Linked DNA regions of Homo sapiens: region 2 is linked to region 1. A link is a loop called in an ENCODE intact Hi-C map of the cell type or tissue named here. Cell type or tissue: HCT116. All regions are shown on one strand. Links, peaks and the distances in the headings refer to the core of each region. The heading gives the core; the rest is flanking DNA.

What was found. Peaks named below come from ENCODE experiments on the same cell type or tissue, not always from the same donor. Only the 100,000 strongest peaks of a DNase experiment are listed, where the experiment ranks them.
Region 2: a loop joins it to region 1, with 3 times the contacts of the local background. A loop is called at or near these places in 15 of 110 quality-filtered maps.

The regions. Positions count from the first base shown.
Region 1 is chr14:80,995,458-80,998,278 of GRCh38, forward strand. The region is part of intron 1 of TSHR (thyroid stimulating hormone receptor); the gene reads left to right. Among named protein-coding and RNA genes, the nearest start is that of TSHR, 41 kb to the left of the region's middle. RefSeq lists a silencer at 1,075-1,134. In HCT116, for the core only: CTCF peaks have their summits at 1,020 (motif pointing right) and 1,231; a DNase peak (open chromatin) is centred at 1,054; H3K4me3 peaks cover 643 bases; H3K27me3 peaks cover 970 bases.
Region 2 is chr14:80,055,385-80,058,205 of GRCh38, forward strand. No RefSeq gene overlaps it. Among named protein-coding and RNA genes, the nearest start is that of DIO2-AS1, 150 kb to the right of the region's middle. RefSeq lists a silencer at 842-1,136. In HCT116, for the core only: a CTCF peak has its summit at 1,006 (motif pointing right); a DNase peak (open chromatin) is centred at 907.

The sequences.
Region 1 (2,821 bases), core at 74-2,573:
AAAATGTGGTACATATACACTATGGAATACTATGCAGCCATAAAAAAGAATGAGATCATGTTCTTTGCAGGGACATGGATGGAGCTGGAGGTCATTATCCTCAGCAAACCAACACAGGAACAGAAAATCAAATCCCATATATTCTCACTTATAAGTGGGAGTTAAATTATGAGAACACATGGGTGCATAGAGGGAACAGTACACATTGGGGCATTTTAGAGGCTGGGGGATGGGAGGAGGGAGAGGATTAGGAAAAACGACTAATGGGTACTAGGCTTCATACCTGGGTGATGAAATAATCTGTACAACAAACTCCCATGACACAAGTTTACCTGTGTAACAAACCTGCACTTGTACCCCTGAACTTAAAATAAAAGTTAAAAAAAAAAAAAAGAATAAAGGGTAGCAAACACACCTTCTTGCTACAAAAGAAAAAAACAGTAGGCTATTGGTAGTTAAGTTTTGGGGTAGTCAAAAGTTATGTGCAAATTTTTGATTATGCCATTGTCGACACTCCTAAACCCCTCCATTGTCAAGGGTGAACTGTATCTGTTTTTGTAAGTCTTTTATGAAAATATTTTTAAATGTCAGTTTTTTGTTGACCCTGCATGATTGTGATAGAATTTTTCTACCTCGTGTCTCCAAAACAGATGTTGTTCCCTTATAATTATAATACATTTTACAAAATCGCAACTGCAGAGTGTTTTGTTGAAGTGATCATCTTAAATGAATGCATGAGCCGTAACCGGATCAATCATTCTTACTCCTGTCAAGCTTTCAATTACATTCCAGAGTCCCAGCACAAACCTAGCAGCTTGTTGGAACATCTAGATGCCCTTTGCTTCTACATCCTCCCTCTTTCCTCCCAGATTTGGATTACCTTTAAATGAGCTATTATCTGATATGATGCCACAGTTTCCATGATTCGTATTCATTTTTTTAAAACTTTCGTCTATGATCTAGTAAGTGACGATGACTGGTTTATTGCAAAATTTTCTGAATCACTTTGCTCTGTCAGATTAAGCTTTCAGCTAACCAGCAGAGGGAGCACAAAGAGACACACTGGTTTCATCTCAGTGTACAGGGAGTCTAGTTACTAAGTGGACGAAGAACTCCCGCACATTGAGATCTGGTCCTCAACTGGCAAGAAGCACTGTTCGAGCAATCAGGAAAATCTGGGCTTTAAGCAGTGGCACCACTACGAATTTATTCTCTTGCCTAAGATTACTTGGAATTCCTATAGTAGTGGGGGAGGGGGGACTCTCTTTTGTACTAGTTCCTCCTTAAATTTTAAAGAAATTGAGCCCGTGGACTGAGGTGGGTGCGGATGGTGGGATGCAGAGGAAACAAAAATTTCTTCTCATCTAGCTTCCACTCCAAATCTGTTTCTCCCAGAGAAAATACAAGACTTAGGAGTGCTGTATGAAGTCTCTTGCTGCTCTATTCTCTAGGAAACCTAATATGAAATCATTAAGCTACTGAATGTCAGTTTCTTCAACAGTAAAGAAGACACATTATTATTGCTGTTATTATTACTACTACTACTACCACCACCACCACTACCACCATTACTATCCATTTAGTGACTTCTGTTTTCTCTACTTAATCTCACTTATTCAGCATATCAGCCCTAAGAGGCAGATTTTATTGCTCCCATTTTACAGAAGAGGAACTGGAGGCTTAAAGAAGTTGAAGAACTCAACCAACGTCAAGCAACTAGAAAGGAAACTGGAAGAAGGTGTCTCTGATTCCAAAGCTCCATGCTTTTCATCTGTGTTGGTAATAAAAAGAATAATACCATATCACAGTTATATTGTACATTACAAAGCACTTTAACCTTTATCATCCCCACCTCGGGATAATTCTGTGAGCTAAACACGGACAAATAGTAACATTCACCCCTCCCTATCTCTCTTTACCTCTTTAGCTCCTATTTTTAAAAAACAAGCAATTAAGGGAACTAAAGCTTACAAAATGTAAAGGATTTTTCTAAGGTCACATAGATGAAAAATGGATTTGGGATTAAATGGGTTTTATTCCTGTAGTTGCCACATCACACTGCTTTGCCACATAGAGAGGAAGAGACCCAGCTTTGCCTCCAACTAGCTCTTTTACCCTAAAATGATCATTTAAACCCTGGAGTTCTTGCATATATAAAATAGATGGGAGTAACAATAATAATTAATACTTATGTTAACAACCTCACGGTATTCACAAAGATCAAATGAAATACGGAGATAGTTATGAAATAAGTAAATAATATACAGACAAATATAGTTCTATTGTAAGATTATCCTGGGTGTTGAAACTAGGTTATGTCTGACTTCTGGCAAAATTACAGGACAGGGCAGGTTAGTGTCTAATCTGCCTACTTCCCAATCCCCAGGTAGCTGTCGCCTGAAAAGGCATCGGAAGATACTTAAGAGATAGGAGATTGTTCATATTTACTTAATTTTTTGGATGAGACTGTTTGTCTGAACTGTCTCATGAGATGGTATTTACCTACTTGGGAAGCTCATTCTCTCATTTGGGACTTGGAAGCATTCTCATTGTACAACAGTGAGAGCTGGAATGCCATTACATCATTATGAACCACCCAGTGCCCATTTGATATAGTTAATAACAAGGATTAATGAAGTAATTTAAAAGGAAGAAATAGAATCCTTGCCTTGATCCAAGACAAAAGGACAAAAAAAATTTCTTTCTGAAATTTGAGGGAAAAAATATTGGTTGCTTCTATTCTTTTAAGAAACTGCCTGAGAAAAGTCACAGTGTGTGTGTTATGTGGGAAATAAGAGTATTGGGGCAGGCAATCATTCAT
Region 2 (2,821 bases), core at 62-2,561, 940 kb before region 1:
CACCAATATGTCACTTGCCTGGTATCTCTATTTTGAGTATTTCTCTCTGTGTGAACTGCTGCTTAGCTGGCCAGGACTCAAATGGTTTCTTACATAACCCAGGATATTTTCTTAGATTCTCTTCTATGAGTCAGTGAATCATAATATTCAGGGCATATCAGAGATAAAAGAAGTCCAGAACATCAACCACCTCTCAACCTCTGACCACTGACCCCACCATTATATAGATGTAGTCATTGAGACCTAAAGGGGTAATGTAAATATATACGCTTTCATAGAAAATCGGTGCAGAAGCAGGAACAAACAAACACAGGATGTATGCTAACTGTGGACCAAAAACAAAATGAAAACTCCAAAACTGATTTTACTTATCTTTTCCCTAAATGCAAATAAAGCTCACAATATCAGTTGAGTCATCTATAAAACATGATTTAGGGAAAACTGGACGAGTGACAACAGAGGCTCTCTCCATCTCTTCCCAAGGCGGTACTCTCCCCTCTTTTGTTGAGTAATGTAGGGTAGAGAAAAAAATAAAACAGACCTACATAATTCCTCCAGAAAAGGGGACGGCACCTGAAAGCAAGAAGTATGTCTCCTTCCTCTTCTTCATCCTCTGCAGAGTTGTTCAAGAAGTCAGCTCTCAGGCACCAGCTAAAACTCTGGAGCCAGCACAACTCCAATTTTGGAAACTACCATTATGGAAAGAAGAAAGTGAGCACAGCCGTGAGAGGTCTATGGCTCCGAATATGGAACTCTTCATCCTCTCAAACCTTTCTCCAGCTTCCATAGAAGACTTCATCTTCTTATCTCTATTATCATTTTCCTGCTCAGTGAAAGTTGCTCTTCTACCTCCACCCCCAGGCCTGGGGTGTGTGTGTGTGTGTGTGTGCTCCTTTGCAACTCAGCTCTAGGTGTCCAAGCAAAAGCTTGAGTTTTGCCGTCTCTTCCTTCAGCTTGGGATTCCTGTGGAAGGAATTGCTGACAGTGAACACTGCCCACCACTAGAGAGCAGTCAAAGCCAACATTTTCCTGGGCAAAAACTTCTAAGAAGTTGTTTTCAAAGGAGCCAGGTTCTCTTGGTCCTCTCTTTCCCTCTCTCATCTTTCTCAGGGCGGAGCACCCTGTCGGTCTCCTTCACAAAGGCATATTCTACATGTCTATTTAGACATTATGGGCGCAATGAACACTGTGTTAATTCTGCCAGAGAAGCCATTGTCAAAAACGTTTGTTCTTGAAATCTTCATGTTTTTACCCCATCAGCACAAACACAGCATCAAGCTGACCTAGGTGAATCATAAAATGTTGAAAATAAAGGCAATCTTGCAGTTAAAAAAAGAGTTATCTTCATAAATCCATAAAGGAAACAAAATCAGACCTTGGTTGATTCTTCCCTAACCCTCTTTAGTGAGACTAACAGCAGACAAACCTAAGCAGGGTCCTATGCACATCTTCAGATATGCTTTATTCCTTCAGACAACATGCTTTTTCCAACCTTAATGAAGAGAACAATTGTGCCTCATATAGGCTGTCTTTCAAATTTCAGTAGGTCCATGTCTACATTATTTAACTTACTTTAATGAACAGTAAAAGAAAATAATTATTGCAGATTGGCCTGTTAGTGTGCAGGAAGAATCCTCTAGTCTACTAGACTGGAAGGTGAAGAAAGGGAAAAAGAACTTCTGGAAGGAAAGGTAGCTGGATTCACATTCACTCTGGATTCAACCTTAGATTTACATTTGAATCATGTCTTTGCCACTTGCTTAAGTGTAACCTCAGGCAAGTTACTTAAGTTCTCTCTAAATCTTAGTTTCTTCCTCTGTAAATTGGAGGTCATAAGTGTTTTCATCAAATAGCATAGTTTTAAGAATTAAAAGAACAGTGTATGTAAAGCACTTAATAAAGATTTGCTGTTATTGTTCAGGAAGAGAACTTTGTGACTTATTTCTGACTTCTTCCTCTATTGCTTTATTTCTATACATCCAATTTCAATTTTAATTTTGCTAAATATTCATTATACATGTTTTATGTTCCATGTATAATATAATTCTGATCCTCAAGAGGTTACAATGTGGTTTTTAAAAGAGATAAATATGAAGGAATGAAATACAAAGAAGACACATCTTATAACATTAGATTCTAAAGATAACACATAACACAGAAGGTCTATATTGTCAATACTACCCGCAAGAGTCCCAGAACTGGGCTTCTCATAAAGTCCAGTTCTACATATACATATATATGAGTTTTTTTAACTCTTTATTACCCAGCATTAAAGATTAATAAATTTATGGCTGAAATGAATGCACCAAAGTCACCCCTGTTATTGGTATCACCAGCTTCTTGCTTGACCTCTTACATAATAAGAATCACATCTCAGTCATGAAAAAGAACTTTTAAATCAATTCACACTTATTTTCTGAGATTCTTTCAGGCTTGGTTGCATTCATTGCCTGTTTAATATAAATGATGCAATAGCACCATTGCCAAGCACCTTGAGTTGGATTCTTTCAGCCGATGCCCTGAGCAATTTAACTCCACGCTATGGGCTAAATGGAAATTCAGTCCACTTGTTGTTGGAGCACAAAACAAAGTTCAAGTAATTATCACTGTAGGGCATTTAGGGAAGGATCCACAGAAGATGGAATTGAACTTGCATGATGAGTTGGATTTTAATAAAGAAAGACGATGAGGAAGAAAAGGAGATTATACAAGGATGAGGGAAGAACATGATTAAAGACAGCAAGAAAGAAGGGAAAATAGCATTTATTGATTAACCCCTATGAAACTAGTTGGACACCTTGACTCCCTTAACTTGTTTCAT